Linked DNA regions of Homo sapiens: region 2 is linked to region 1. Evidence: chromatin loops called from intact Hi-C (ENCODE). Cell type or tissue: A673. All regions are shown on one strand.

The links. Peaks named below come from ENCODE experiments on the same cell type or tissue, not always from the same donor. Only the 100,000 strongest peaks of a DNase experiment are listed, where the experiment ranks them.
Region 2: it touches region 1 in a loop (2.7-fold over the local background); 32 of 110 quality-filtered maps call a loop at or near these places.

What each region holds. Positions count from the first base shown.
Region 1 is chr9:132,230,504-132,238,503 of GRCh38, reverse strand. It overlaps NTNG2 (netrin G2), which reads right to left. Exons shown (of 8, transcript NM_032536.4): 5 at 7,909-7,932. Among named protein-coding and RNA genes, the nearest start is that of NTNG2, 72 kb to the right of the region's middle. In A673, CTCF peaks have their summits at 1,743 (motif pointing left) and 1,943 (motif pointing right); DNase peaks (open chromatin) are centred at 1,963 and 3,753.
Region 2 is chr9:132,179,656-132,187,655 of GRCh38, reverse strand. All of the region lies in intron 2 of NTNG2 (netrin G2), which reads right to left. Among named protein-coding and RNA genes, the nearest start is that of NTNG2, 22 kb to the right of the region's middle. RefSeq lists enhancers at 636-1,249, 1,600-1,894. In A673, a CTCF peak has its summit at 4,912; DNase peaks (open chromatin) are centred at 1,855, 4,665, 4,965, 5,555 and 1 weaker place; H3K4me3 peaks cover 1,159 bases; H3K27ac peaks cover 3,626 bases.

The sequences.
Region 1 (8,000 bases):
TAAGAGTGAGTGCCACTTTAAAGCAGGAGCCCTGGGAACCTGCATGCCTCCCCCTGGTCCTGGCCCGGCTTCTGACTCGCTGCTCCTGGAAGCACATGGTTTCATACCAAGGACCACCACCACCATGTCCTGCCGCCTCCTGCACCCCACCCCTACGTGGTTCTCAGGCTGACCCCTGCCTAACCAGCTCCGCTCCAAGGACCAGACAAGCCCGTGACTGCCTGGGGCAAGGCTCTCAGGGATTGGAGGTGAATCCCACATTGTCAATGGAGGATTTGGTGAGGAAGGTCACCATCCCTAAGAATGGGGGGGCATCCCTTGATGTTCCTACGAAGGGACACAGTACTCACCCACCCACCCACCCTCCAGCAAGAAAGCCAATGTGGCTGCCCCCGAACAAGGAAGGACAACGGCCACCCTCTTGAAACACCATCTGTGTATCTCTAGAGGACCCAGCTTCCCTTTTGTGATGGGATGAGGGACTGACCCAGTGGTCAAGGGCATGGGAGACTAGAGAAACAGCCTGTGCCCAGGAGAGATGGTGGGCACTCCCACCTGTGGGCCACCTAGTCCTGCCCCCTTCACTTTGTCCCTCCAGAGATAATGAGGAGATGAGGCATCCTCTAAGTGTCCCAAAGAGCAGCATCGGTGACCCGTGTGTCCCAGATTCTGCTTCAACCAACACGAGCCCCAGGGCCACACCTCCCAGGGGAGCCGGGATGGGCTATTTCTGGCATCTGCTCTGCCTGCTGTGTGGCCTGCCCACTGTGCCCAAGTTGGCTTCTGACTCATACCTGCTCCCAGCTCCCTTGGGGAGGGAGGCCTGTAGGGAAGAGAGACTCAGTTTAACCTTGACCCAGCTACTCCAGGAGGGTTTTCGGAGCCAGGCATCGGTCCTCTATCCTGCACCGTCTTTTTCCAGCGGCGGATGGGGAACAGGTGTCAGGGAGGGCTGATGGGGCCCCAGGTCCATCCTCTTACCTTGGAATTCTTCAATAGGCATCACTTGAGGAGATTTGGGCTTGAGCTGGAAAAGTTTGTAGCCCTTGGCAGGGGCAGGGGCAGCGGCAGGGGTGCCCACAGCTTGGAGAGATGAGAAACAGGTTCTTTCGTCTGTCATGGTCCCACTGCCCAGGGAAGAGCCCAGCAAAGGCTTCCGAGCCGCCCTGGGCCAGCTCTAGGGCAGGCAGCCTTGTCGCCTGCTCAGATGTGAGGGAGGGAGAGGCCCCTCTGGCCTCAAATCACACAGCCCCTCTCCTCGAAGAGCCCAGGGAGGTGGGGCCCCTTCCTGAAGGAAACACAGCACATCCCAAGCTTGCAAATCAGCCCTGCCCTTGGTCCCCTCTCTGAGACCATGGACACATCTGGCTGGATTAATCCTCCAAATGACTTCTGTAACCCCTGACACCCCCGCGCCCTGCTAAGACCTTCTTGGAAGCCAAACTGTTTTTAGATAGATTGACATCACATTGCACACCACGCCCGTCTCTTGCTCTCCCCACCGCCTCTCCAAACTTCCTGGAGCATCAAACCCAGAGACTAAACTTGGCATTTAAGGACTTTGGCATCTCCCTTCCTTTCTGAAACACTCTTCCTGCTCCAGCCGAAGTGAATCCTTCGCTGTCCCTGGAGTCCCACTCGCAAGTGCTGTCAAGCCAGGAACACGGACGGCACCTGCCTTCCACTGCCCAGAATCCCGCTGGGACCCCAACGCCCTATCTGTGGGTGAGCAGGCCACTGTCCCGGGATCGTCACTACCTTGGCTTCCCTCTGGGGGTCTGTGGTGCCCTGGTTGGCCCAGGGTAGGGAAGCGATGGCTCCCGCCAGCTCTGTCTCCATCACCACAGAGGACACCAGGCCCAGGTCCTCCAGGTTTCTAGGAACCGAGCCTCAGACCCTCTCTAAACATGCTTCCAGCGCCAGAGCTTCCTGCCAGTAGAGGGCGCTCAAAGCCCTGCTCGCTGCTCAGAGCTGGGGCTGGAGGAAATTTGAACATGTGAGCTGGAAGGAACAGCTCACCTGTTCCCTAGACCTCAGGCCCTAATTCCCCACCCAGGCTTGGTGAGCTGGGGCCAGGGACAATTTCCCTTCTGGAGAGTCGGGCAGGCCTGCGCGTTTCCTTGGCATGTCTGTCTATGGCTACAGATGAGCCCTGTGTCTCCTCCCACGTAGCAGGAGGATGTCAGTGTCTTCCAGGACCCCGCCCTCCCTCCTTTAACCCACACATTTTCCACTTTGTCAGGCTCCCTGCCATCCCACTGCCAAGCCTTTGCCCCGGCTGGCCCTGCGGCCTGGAATGTGCTGCCTTCTCCCTTCACCCACCACAGTCCACCCTCCGAGGTCTCATGGCCCCCGCTCCTGCAGGAAGCCCCCTCTGACTCTCTGATCCAGCAACTGCCCAGGTGTCCTGTGAGCAAGGGCAGCTGGAGAGGGGGGTTCCTGTCGTGGGAGGCGGGGCCTCTACCAGACTCCGAAGCCCTCGGAGGGAGTGCTGGTGGAAGGGCTTGGCGTGGGGGTGCCACATGGAACCTCTTGAAGCAGGTGAGCTTGGGGGCAGAGCTGGTAGACCTGCTCTACCAGGCCGCTCCCTCACCACTGTGCCCTAGAGCTCCCCAGGCACCGACATTCTACACCCGTGCCCTCAGTTGGTTCCTGCGGCCCCCCTCCAACCTCAGGTCCCCACCATGCACACCTGCTACTTCCACTACAGAGGGAGGGGCCTACGAGTCTAAGAGGGCGCTTCCCCGGGGTCTCAGGCCCATCACAGGCCTTGCCCCCCCATACCTTCTGCACGGGAGGCCACCTGGGACCACCTGCTCGAGAGAGGGGCAGCCGTAGATGGCCTGGTCCACTCTTGGGGGGAAGAAGAGAAGAAACCAAGTTATGCGAGGGGGTGGTGCTGAGGGAAGCTGGGTACATACTGAGGCATCACAGCCCCGCACCCCACAGGCCCCTTAGAAGCAGCAGCACTATAAGGAGAGGCTCTGTCTACACTGGCCAAAGGAATTGGGTCCAAATCTACTACATAGGCAGCATCTACACTATTTCAGCCTGTGGAGGGCACATGCAGACTTAAAGCCCGATAGATGAGAGGTGAACCCATGCCTGAGAATCTGCATATTCTTCAGCGAGACCCTTCTACACTCCCTGTGCCGTCCCCGTTCTGACTGAAGGACAGAGCTAGACCAGGTCCCGCCTCTGGGCCCAGACCTCTCTGAGCTGATGTCTCTGGCTAATGGCTGCGAAGTGGGACATGTGTTCCGGCCAAGATCTTACATGTGTCCAGAAGTGTCCTGGAAGGTGTCCTTCCTGTCCAGCCGCAATCCAGGGACCGGAGCCTTCCCCAGCATCTGACCTGCTTCCCTGATCACTGCCCTTCTACCTTCCTGACCCCTGGCCTGGCCCATTTTCACCAGGGACCCCAGCATGAACCAGTGACACAACGCTCAGCCCGTAGACTAACGGGACACACAGCCAGCAAGGCAGGCAGGCAGGGCTGGCAAAGAACTGCCCTGTGCCCAAATTTCAAAGGACAAACCCAGAGGGACAGGGGAGCGCTGCTGTTTTCCGCTTCTTGAAGGGATTATACACAACGGTGGCTGTGGGGAAAGAAAAGGAAAAGCTACCAGCTAACAAGTGCGGAAGACTTTCCAGCTGGGAGCGGGGAGCTTTGGACATGAATTGACTTTAATATGATGTTCAGTGGGAAGATGAGGCCGCCAGGCCCAAATTGGCAAGGGCTTAATTAGAGCCATGAGAAAGCCAGCCCTGAAGGCATTTGCTTCAGAGCCTGTCTCCCTCCATCCTCCGTGGCCCAGCCCAGGAAAGGATTAGTGTCTCCAGCGGCGTTTTCCGCCCGCAGCGCTGTCCTCCAGACAGCTTGACATTGGCAGGCGGGAGAAACATCTGGCCCAGGAGTTCAGAGGCCCAGCTGGACTCTGTTCAAAGAGCCCGAAGCACCTGTTGGGAGGCACTCGGGGGTATTCAGGATCTTTCAGGGACCAGGGTCTTGGGGAGGGAGAGAGTCCTGGCTTGGCTGCCCAGGGACACACTCAGGTGTGTGGGAAGCAAGTTCTCGCCATGGCCTGTGTGCTGTGCCAAGGCCCCATGGAAGCCCGGTCTGCTCCTTTGGAACTGGGAAGCCCTGCAAGCCAGGCCTTGGAGACAGCACTACTTGGCCGGGTGCGGTGGCTCACGCCTGGAATCCCAGCACTTTGGGAGGCTGAGGCGGGTGGATCACTTGAGGTCAGGAGTTCAACACCAGCCTGACCAACATGGTGAAACCCTGTCTCTCTAAAAAGACAAAAAGTAGCTGAACATGGTGACAGGTGCCTGTAATCCCAGCTACTCGGGAGGCTGAGGCAGGAGAATTGCTTGAACCTGGGGGGGCGGAGGTTGCAGTGAGCTGAGATTGCTCCATTGCACTCCAGCCTCAGCGACAAGAGCGAAACTCCATCTCAAAAAAAAAAAAAAAAAAGATAGCTCTACCTCATAGCCCCTGGAGGCCTCAGGACAATAGCTTTGGGTGGCTGAGTTGGCGAGCCCTGAGTTCAAATCCTGCCCGTGCCTCTCCATAATTCTGAGACCTTGAGCAGCTGCCCCTTTTTTCTTCTGAAACAGCTTGATTGAGGTGTAATTTACATATCATAAAATCCAGCTGCTTCTTCCTAAGCCTCGATCCCCTCACCTGTGGGACTAGGAAAATAACAGCCTCCATCTCACGGAGCTGTGAGCCCAGAATACAATGATATGATGATACAATGATACGAGCACAGCCCAGGAGAACTCACCCTCAGCTACTGCAATGATCGTTTTCATTAATGGGGGCTCTGGACAGGGGCTTCAGTTGCTGAAGAGGAGGGAGGAGCCCCTAGATGTGGGCTGTAGGGGCCACTGGCTGTCACATTGGAGCCACCTCCTCCCCTAATGTCCTGCTTCTTGATACAGGGCTGAGGGTGCAGAGCAGCACTGTCTTGCCGAGAGGGAGGGTGTGCCTTCTGCTCACTGAGGGGGTCCTGGGGACCCTCACCTCCCCTGCATTTCCCACTCTGGCCTCTGACTTTTCCTCTTTAATTCCCAACTTTGCACAATCTGCCCAGCCTCCCACGGCTGCCCTGGCACCAAGTCAGAAGCAGCTCTGCAAATGGATTCCTCTGTGTGTGTGTGTGTGTACATGTGCGTGTGCATGCCTGTGTGTGTGCATGCATGTGTGTGTGTGCATGTGTGCACTTGCACATGTGATATGGAGAGTATCTGGCCTCCCAGCCAAACCCCTGTTTGGAGACAGGCACAGCACCCACCACCACTGTTTTTGCTTCTGTCTGCCCACCACAGGCTCAGCAGCAAAGCACAGGTCCCTTGTGGCTGGGCCAACCTATGTCTGAAGTCCAGAATTCTCAGAGTGACCCATGTCTTCCACCCCAAAGAGGATTCCTGGGTCAGGAGGCTTCCCGGAAATCCTCCAATCTTTTGGCTAGCCCCTGCCTCCTGTAAATGCCTCCTGCAGAAAAGGAAGGATGTAGAAAGAGGTGGGGTGTGCTGCCCCCAGGGGAGCTGCTCTGGATGGCCTAGGAAGGAGGAGGTCTTTCTCTCAGCATTTGCCCCTGTCTGGGGAGCCTGAGTGTCCACCCAGCAACAGGCCGAGGCAGGAGCTGATGGAGGGGACTCTGCCCTTTAGAAATGCCACCCCCCAAGGGGGAAGGATCAGTGGGGCAGGTCTCCTTGGATCAGAGAGATGGAGGGCCAGGGCACTACCCAAGGGGCCAGGAGTCCCCACCAGGTCCTCCCTGCAGGGTGGCGGGGGACAGGGTGTGGCAGGCTATTGGAGCACCCCTCCCTGGCTGGGACCAGGAAGAATTCCCCTTGGTCATCGTCTTCCTGGTGCCCTCTGGGAAGGATAAATCCTTTCAGACCCCTGGCACCTGCACTGCACAGAGTGCAGGGATACTCCCCAGGTGAGTCCAGGTGAGAGCAGAGGCCCACTCCAGCACCCCCAGCCTTGAATACACGTGAATCCCTCCGTTGGAGGGGAGCGAGAATCAGGTTTCCATGCCTGTCTGTGGCAGACCCCTGAGGGGGCAGGACGTCTGGCCCTGGCCTGGCCTTGCACTACACACACAGCCTCCACATTCCCAGCAGCCCACGGTGTCCAAACTCAGCTCCAGAGGCTCCCTTTGCCCTGCTGATCAGAGACATTTGCTTTCTGGGCTAACCCTGCTCCATCCATCCCACCGGTGTGCTGCTGAGGGGCTAAGGACAGAGAGGCCCTGGGGGCCAGGTGGGGACAGGGTGTGGGCGGGGCTCCAGGGACCACGGAGGCAGAAGCACCATTGGGAGATAAGGCCAGTCTTTGGCTGCATGTCAGGATGGCCTCGCTGCCCCCAGCACCTTTCCTCTCAGTTCCTGCAGCCGTCTGGCCACAATGGTCTGGGAGCCCTTCCAAGCAATGGCTTGAAGGGCAGGAGGAAGACGACTTTGGAAGCTGAACTGATCCCTGAATCCCCTGGCTGGGCTCAGGAACAGGTTGACCCAGGTGTCCTCAAGCCCCTTTGGCCTGTGGCCTCCCAGCTCTAGGGTTCTAGCGTCTCTATTCTAAGAGCCAAGCCCCTGCTCTCTGCCCAGGGCTGCCGACCCTCCCACCCCAAGAGAGGCAGGGACCCAGGCTAGAAGCAGGAGAGGGTGGGATGACAGGGGTCGCTGTACCCTGGCACCCACCTGTGGGCTGTGGGGTGCTGGGCGCCATGGGGGCCCAGGCAGTGGACGTGGAGGGGACAGGAGTAGTAGGGGCCCCTGTCATGGCTGTGGTGGCCGCAGTGGCCACAGGGCCTTTGGGGTCGGGGTCTTTCTGGGACCTGCTGATGCCTGGTGAGAGATGGGAAAAGCAAGAGAGGGTTGGGGGGTTGCCGGGGTGGGGACACCACAGAGAAGCAACTTACGACGGCTGTGCAGACCAGCGTCCCTGCAGGGTCCAGCTTCTTTCTGGCGCCCTCTCGGCTCACTGGCTTCCCAGCCAGGGGCCCCCTGGGTCCGGGAGGGACAACTTGGGTGGGATGTGGGGCCCCACAGAGCCCTGGTGGAGGGTGACGGTGCACCCCAGAAGCATCTCTGAGATTTGGGGTCTGCTCCCGGCTGGCTCTTTGACATTGGCCAGTCCTCTCCTGCTGCCTCGCAGAGCAGATGGCGACCTCCCAGGGGGAGGGGTTTGCAAGGCTGAAAGGAGAGACCGTGCCTGGCACCCTGTGAGTGTCTGGGGACAGTCTCGATGACATTTACTGATAACCTGTGGGCGCCATGTCGCCCTCGCCCTCCTGGGGAACTCTCAGGACCCCCACCTCCTGCAGATGCCCCTCCCTGGTCCGACTCCCCTGGGACCTGAGCTGACCTGGACGAGCAGAGCCCTGGGACAAGCTGGCTGCAGAGGCTGCCCAGAGGGAGGCTGCCCCCATGGTTAGGCTAGGGGGTGGATTCTGCCCCTGGTGGGGGAAGGTCACCCCACTCTTGACTGGCAGGAGAGACTGCTCTCCCAGATCCAGGTGAGAGAAGTGGCGTGGGTGGCAGGAGGAGCAGGGAGCCCACCCAGGGGCCAAGAGACCTGCAAAAAGTCCTGTCCCGTTTTCCAAAGCAGCACTGATGGAGCTCCTGGGAGAGCCTGAGAGTTGCTGGGCCACAGGCCACAGCAAAATGACACATGACACATGGCATATGATGTGAAGTGGGGATGGGTGGAGGGGGGGAGGTGGAGGGGGGAGAGGTGGAGAAGCAGATGGGGTGTAATTAGAGGAGGGAGTGAATAGGCCCAAGTCCCAGAGGGGACACTGAAGCCCCTTTTTTCTCTCCAGCTTTTTCCAGGACATGCAAAGAGGCTCGTGCAGTGGGGGCCCTGGCCACCCTCCCCAGGCGTGTACTTACTGCCAAAGGAACCTGCAGTGGCACCTGTGGGAGAGAGACGGGCGTGAGCTGGCTGCCCCAGGGGAAGGGGCCTGGGTGTCACCTCCCTGCAG
Region 2 (8,000 bases), 51 kb after region 1:
CCTGACGGTCTCTAACTCTCTGAGCTCTCCCTCCCTCCCTCCCTCTTGTTTTCTGTCCCTCTCTCTCTCTCTCTCTCTCTCTCTCTTGCTCCCTCTCGCTCTCTGTGTGTGTGTTTCTCATTCTCCTTCTATGGTTTCATTGATCGCTGTCCCTCTTGCTCTCTGTGCTGCTAATTCCTTCCCCAGCGTGCAGGTGTCTCTCTCCTTCCCTTTCCAGATTCTCTTCGTGCACAGGCCCTGGACAACAGACAGCAAGGTCACCCTCCCCGCTCGTGAATCAGCGTAAACCAACCTGGCATTTTAGGGCTGGAGCTGCAGCTGGCCAAGGCGGCTTTTCTGTTTTGTTTTCTGGTTGGAGCAATTTTCCTCCCAGCTCCAAGCAATTACTCAGGCAGGGGCAGGCAAGCGAGCCTCCAAGCGCTGCCTCCCCAGGGACTCGCTTGTCCCAGCAATGAGCCTCCCAAAGCCACGGCGACCGCCCCTGCTCCTCCCCCAGGGGGGCCACAGTGGGCATGGCCTGGGCACAGGTCCACCTTGAACCCAGAGTCTCTGGCTGCCTCTCGAACCTGCCTCGGCTCAAAAGGAGACCCAGAAAATGCATCTCAGTTCCTTGGTTGCTCAGAGCGGCTCTCCTCACCGCCCCTCACCCCGCATTATTTGGGAGGAAAGGGAGCACTTTAGGCCTTTCAACCCTGCCCACAGTGTTCCTCCTTCCAGAACCTTCTGTGAGTGTGAACTCTGGGAGAGCAGGGGCCTTACCCACCTTTGTGCCACACTCCCAACAGCTGTTTGCACACAGCGGTATATGACAAACATTCCCTAACTGAGCGAGGACCCTCTGCAGTGGCTCCAGGCAGTTCTATCCAGGTAGGACGCTGCCTGGGGGAGAGGCGGTGGGCATCCGCGGGCTTCGCTCCGCTTTGGGGATGCTGTTCCAGCAGATCGACTGCTTAGTCTTCTTACACCAATTCGGGTTGCCCCCACAGAACACCCTGAGATCCTTTCGGAGGACCTGAGGGCATTGGGCTGCCCTGATGGACGAGCTGCCCGGGAGAGGGTCAACTGGGAAGCCAAGGTCAGAAAGCAAGGATGAAATGCCAGGCCTGGTGTGGGCACCCACTGCTCATCAGGACCGCAGACCCCTGAATGACTGATCTCCTCCGTCAGCCGAACCACCAGAGTGTGGTGGGCGGGGAGGCATTGCCATGGCTCTGGCTAGACAAGGGTTAATCTCTCCAGGAACTTAAAAATGTATTATTGTTTTCTTAAAGGACACATTCTGCTTTGCCCTGGGCATATGTGGATTCTTCCCACAGCCAGATTTCCAGGAATGTTTGGGGCAGGAAATTCTATCCCAGTTGAAGAGTGCCCGTGCATCCCTGGGGCACCCCACAGGCGACTGACAGAATGGACCAGACACATGGGCGTCTGTCTCAGACAGGGTAAGGCTCCCCTTCTCTTGCATACCTCTAGCGACAGGGGTTTCATTACCACAGAAGGCAGATAGGTGAAACCCCACTGCTCCCTCCTTCGAGTGTGGGGCTGAAATTTGGCCGGTGCTTTGCATTTTTTCTTGGTCCCAGGTTCCCTATTTTTCTCTGGCTATGCTGTAAACACTTTCTAATTGATTAGAAAAAGGAGAGAGGGAGGCCGGGTGAGGCTAAGCCCTCCTCCTTCCCCACACCAGGAGCTCAGTGATCCTCAAACACTTCCCTAGCAGGGCCAGCGGGAGCGCTCAGCCGCTGCTGCTCCTCCTCCTTTCCCTCCTCCTCCTCCTCCCACTCCTCCTCCTCCTCCCACTCCTCCTCCTCCTCCCACTCCTCCTCCTCCTCCCTGCACACACAGGGGCTCAGTCTGGCGCCTCCCTTCCTGCCCACTCCCTACTCAGGGCTTCACTGGCCACCCAAACAGCTCAACACTTTCATACTTTTTTAAAAAGTAAATGAAAGGAGAGATGGAAGGATGAAAGAACGGGAGAGAAGAAAAGGGAAAGAAAGATAAGGGGGCGGGCGGGGGAAAGGCACCGAGAGGAAGAGGGCTACATCCGGAGAAGCCCAGGAAAGTGCATTATTGATTCAGGACTTAGAAAATGCTTAGAGAGTAGGAACAGCGCCCTGCTCTTTAAAAGCTTGTGCAGAGCATAAGCTAGACCCAGGCAGCCTTCCCAAAGAGGGCCCACTCTGCCGCCATGAATATTTTATCACGGAGGGAGGAAAAAAGTGGCTGTGAGGGTTTCAGTGCCGGGGTGGGGTGAGGGACAGGCCCCCCTGGCTGGGGCGCTTGGTAGCTGCCTCTCCTCGGATCCCCTCCCCAGATCCTGGGGGCCTTTTCTGGGCCCCCTCTCCTCTTCTCTGAGAGCTGCCCTGGGCTTTCTTGCTGATCAACAGGGCCTCAGCCAGCTTCCAACAGAGGCCCAGGGTGGGGAAGGGGGTCGGGGGAAGCATCAGCTGAAAGAGGTTTCCGGATGGGCTGAGAGTGAAGCCTGGTCCCCAGCAGTGGTTTCTCCTAAAGGCTCACTCTGTTCTCCCCTGCCCCGCCTTGGTTGGGGCCTCCACCGACCCCTCTAGCCTCCCCACCCCCAGCCCATTCTCAGCCTGCAGCCAGACACCCTTCCCTTTGTCTCCAGCTCCTCCTCAGAGCCCCAGCGCCTTCCCCTTCTTAAGTCCAAACCCTGGGCCTGGCTCTGCCACCAGCTCTGCCTCTCTCCCTTGTCTTTCCAGCCTTGTTTTCTTTGAGACAGAGTTTCGCTCTTGTTGTCCAGGCTGGAGTGCACTGGTACGATCTTGGCTCACTGCAACCTCGGCCTCCCGGGTTCAAGTGATTCTCCTACCTCAGCCTCCCAAGTAGCTGGGATTACCGGATGTGCCTCCACACCTGGCTAATTTTGTATTTTTAGTAGAGACTGGGTTTCCCCATGTTGGTCAGGCTGGTCTCGAACTCCTGACCTCAGGTGATCCACCCGCCTCGGCCTCCCAAAGTGCTGGGATTACAGGCGTGAGCCACCATGTCCGGCTTCTGGCCTCGTTTTCTACTGGCCAGTCTCTCCCGCCCTTTGGATGCCCCCTCCACCCCGCGGAGCTTTCAGGTTGAGCCATCTTCTGTCTACAGCTCTCCCTCCAGCCTTTGGCAGGTGTCTGCTTAAATTTCTTTTCCTCAGGGAAAACACCCCTGGCCACTGCCCCCCAGTCCCAAGGGAGCACTGGGTCACAGTTTTCCCCAGTGGCTTCTTCGGTTAATGACGGGTGTGTCCCCTCCCCACTGTGTGCTTCAGGAAGGCAGGGGCGGAGCCTGACACAGCCGAGTGACTCCCCCTCCTCGGCCCCTTCCCTCTCCAGGTGTTCCATACTCAGAACCAGGTCTTAGGAGTAGACACAGCACCCGATGGACGGGGCCTGCCCCTGAGAACAGCCAGAAGCTGCGACCTCCGAGGGTTTCTTCCTGCTGGTCTCTGAGGAGTTAAGAGGCGGTGGGGCCGATGAAAGAGTAAAGTTACTGGGTCTGCCCACACCTGGGGACACCTGGACAGGTACACCCCTCTGTGGATGAACCCTGGCTCGTCGTTGGGGGTGGGTGCGAGTAGTGAGGCTGGGCTGGTAAGTTTCATTGATTTATTCATTCACTTATTCATCAACTATTTGTGAACATCCTTCGTGCCCCAGAGAAGCAGCTCTTAGATTTGGCCACCCATGAAAACATGACAATACCTGGGGACGGGAGGGGTGTGGCAACATTCCTGGGCCCTAAGGTCAGAAATTCTACTCCAAATTGAAAGCTAACAAACAAACCAACAAACTAACCAATCGAGTAATTAACCAACCAACTAACCAAAACCCTCAGCAGGTGACTCAGATGTGTGGCCAGGTTTGAGAGGCTGGTCCAGGTGGTCCAGGGAAGGGCCCCCACACGATGACACTGTTCCTGTTATTTTACCTACAGGTGGGGAAGCCAAGAGCCCCTGAGCCAGATGCTTGCTCAAGGTCACACTTCTGGTGACTCGGGCAATTTGCTCCCTTTTGGGAATGTTGACCGTTCTGCTGTGTCCACCAGAGAAGTCACCTGTGTCCTGGTCCCCATGAGTGGCACAGATGACAAGCCCTGGAGGTGACGGGCTGGGGCAGTCAGAAGGCTTCCTGGGGGAGGTGGGATTTCATCTGGACTCAGGACAGGTGGAGGGACACTCGACTAGTCTGGGAGGATGGTGCTCTAGGTCGACTGAGCAAAGGGCCAGGCTGGACACACAAAACACTGCAGGGGGGCAATGGGTTAACGCATGCACGCTGCTGAGCCAGGAGCTTGGTGGGGAGCGCAGGAGAGAAGGCCAAAGGGAGGCCAGGAGCCAGATGGGCAGCTTGACATTAAGCAGCGCCCGTGACAGCCCTAATGCTGGCCGGCCCCCTCCTTCCAGGAAGACAGGTGAAGAGCCTGGGAACAAAGTGTGAGGGCTTAAGTGGCCCTCTCCCAAGCCTGGAGAGCTGGCACCCCTCGGCACCCAGGAAGCCAGAAGGAGGATGGAGCACCTGCAGCTCAGATGTGAGAGAGGCTCTGAGAGAGCCGAGGCAGGCCATGGAATTCTCTTCCTCCTGGTCTTTCAGTTTTAAGACGACAAGATGCTTCAGGCTGGAAGGGCTCCAGGGCAGGCCTGGGAGAGGTTTCAATCGGTGCTTCTCAAACTTGGCTGTGCACTGGGACCACCTGGGGAGGTTTAATGCCTCCTCCTGCTGGGCCGCCCAGAGAGGCTGCTGAAGCTGGTCTGGGGGGCAGCTGCGGCAGGGGGGGAATGAAAAGCTCCCAGGCAAGTCCAGTGTGCACCCCGGCTGAGAGCCAGCCGAGTGGCTTAGAGGGCAGCCTGGTCCCTGCCCGCTCCGCTCCTGGTGGGGTCATAGCTGCCCGCTGGGCTTGAGGCCTTCGAGAAGACTGCCCCAAGTGTTGGGAGATGGAAAAGAGCCACAAAACCTGAAACCTCCCTTTCCTGCTGGGAGACAACCCGTACTCTGTACCCAAGGCTGCAGTTCTCAGCTGATGCCTGAGCCCCTTGGGGGAAGGTCCTGGGCATCACGGCTAGTCAGGGCTGATGAGGCGCAGCGTCCACCCAAGGTCGTGGCTGCTGCCTCCAGGACCCCCTGGGTGGGACAATTTTCCATTTTGGAGCGGGCAGAGACAGCAAGGAAGGCCACCCAGCCCCCCACCCACTTGGGCCTCCTCCTTCCAGTGCCCCTCCTCTAGGCTGAGAGGCGGCCAACCCAGTGCAGGGGAGGGGAACTGGGCAGGAGGGTAGGGCTGCCCCGTGCCAAGCAGACAGGCCTGGAGCCCTCCCTTGGCAGACAGCACACTCCTCCACCCCCTGCACCCTCCACCCTCTATTTTTAGGCCCATTATTGTCCATTGTTGGGTGCAATTTTTTCCCCCACTCCTTCCCCAGAAAAACAATCAGGTTCCTCCAGGCAAAGCCATCTCGCCTTCCCCAGAGCTGGTGCGTGGGAGCACGCTCGCTGCCAAATAGACATGAAATAAGTGAATTATCAAGTAACTGGATTAGCGGACTCCATTGTGTCTCAAAGGGCAGGGGGTGGGGAACACCGTCACTCCTCCGGGCCCTCCCTTCTCTGGGCTGCCGGGGTGTGCTGGGGGAGGAGAGGCTGACAGGGACAGTATGCTCACCAGCACACATGGCTGCACGCACGCACACACACACACAGATGACAGCCGCCTCCGTCTATCAGGCGCTTTCTGAGATCCAGAGCGACTCGTGTCAGCTGAGCAGCCTGTTTAGGAACCTGGATGCCGGGCCGGGCGGCCCAGGCTGGAGGTGCCAGCCTCCTCTACTTAGAAGCTGTGTGGCCTTCGGCAAGTGGCTTAAATTCTCTGAACCTGAGATTCCTCATATTCAAAACGGATCTAAATACAAGCTCTACCTTAAGACTTCTGTGAGAGTTCAATGAGCTATAGCTTAGGTTAAGGGCTTGGTATACATGAGGCACTCAACAAATGCTCGATGTTTCTGCTCTGAGGAGAAGGATATAGAATCAAGAAAGTCTGGCTATGGCCAGGCACGGTGGCTCACGCCTGTAATCCCGACACTTTGGGAGGCTGAGGTGGGCGGATCACTTAAGGTCAGGAGATCAGCCTGGCCAACATGGTGAAACTTTGTCTCTACTAAAAATACAAAAATTAGCCAGGCATGGTGGCAGGTGCCTGTAATCCCAGCTACTTGGGAGGCTGAGGAAGGAGGATTGCTTGAACTTGGGAGGTGGAGGTTGCAGTGAGCCAAGATCATGCCACTGCCCTCCAGCCTGGGTGACAGAGCAAGACTCCGTCTCAAAAAAAAAAAAAAAAGAAAGTGAGCCCAGGAGTTTAAGACCAGCCTGGGCAACATGGCAAAACCCCATCTCTACAAAAATACAAAAATTAGCCAGGCATGGTGGTGCATGCCTGTGATCCCAGGTGCTCAGGAGGCTGAAGTGGGAGGATCACTGGAGCCCAGGAGGTCGAGGCTGCAGTGAGCCAAGACTGCTTCACTGCACTCCAGCCTGGGTGACAGAGTGAGACCCTGTCTCAAAAAAAAGAGAAAGTCCTCAGACAATTGGACCAGACAATTACAGGGAACCAAACCCTGATTTCCCTGAGGGTAGAAGAGCCCCCAGAAGGCAGAACCTGCTCAGGCCAGATGATTGACCGAAAGTGACCACGGATGGACTCAGAGAAATCTGGGAAGTCCCTGAAAGTGTTTGCAACCTTATATGTGTGTGTGTGTGCCTGTGCATGAGCCCAGTGTTTGCACACACGTGTGCACATGCGTGGTTCTAGGAAGAGCACCATGGATTCTCAAGTGGGGCCATGACCATTAAAAGTGAGAAGCTCCCGCTCCAGGGTTTTCTGGGTAGGTTCCCTGCATTTCTCCCCTCTGGGTCTTCCTGGATGCTGGGAGGTTATTGCATCTCTCTATCGTTCTTTCTCTTTCTCTCTCTCTCCGTCTCCCTGAAGCAGAATCTGGGGGTACAGTGGGACTCTGAGGTTGACCTGCAGACCCCCTCATTTTACAGGCAGGAAGTCTATACCCCGAAATGGGAAGAGACTTGCCCGGGGCCACCCAGTTCCTGGCAGCCAGTGCCTGGGGGAGCCCCGTCCCTAGGAGCTGAGCCCCAGGACGGTGCCAGCCCCAGAACTGTGGGCAAAGGTTTTGGATGTTGCCTGGGTGGGGACAGGGGCAGAGACAAGGTGCGTTCTGGATTAACAGCCTTCTCCACTTGCTGCCACCTGCTTTTGGCCATCTCTTGATCCCCCAGAGGGAGGGACACCTCCCAGAAGGACACTGCCCTGTTGCAGGCTGGCAGCAGAGGATGGCCTGCCTTGGTGGAGGGCAGGAGCACCGTGGGCTCATCTCTCATTGGTCTCTTCTTCACCTTTTGCCCGACAGCAGACTTCTGCTTCGGCCAAGGGAAAATGCCTGGTCGTGTTTCATTTCCTTTTATTTCCCCAGCCGACTCTTGGAGTCAAGTGGACGAATGACTTGGGCAGCAGGAGGGAAGTGGAATGAGGGGCTGAAGAGGCCCAAACGGTCCCTGAGAGACCCAAGACAAACTGCCCTGGGACAGAAGGATGCCAGGTCCTTGAAGACAGGCCTGAGTCCCTTTCCACAGGGTGGGCAGTTCTGGAACACTCCAGGGTTAGATTCACAGGGATCCACACACCTGGATATTCCAATACAATTCCCTCCTGCCAACGAGACCCCAAGAGGTCAGGGGACCCCTCTGTGGCCGCCCAGTGAGATCCCAGCCCCGCTAGCTCTCAATTTCAGAACGACCATTCGAACTCCTGTGTGACAGAAGGCAGGACAGGACAGTGACGGAGGCCCTGGAGACCGATCCTAGTTTTGGCTGTGCAAACTTGGGTCAGCATCTCCACCTCCCTGCACCTTCCTCTCCTCATCTGCACTCTGACCTGGCTCCGTCCTGTTACGAGAGGGCAAAAAGCTGCACACATGGGGTGCTTTGCACAGCGTC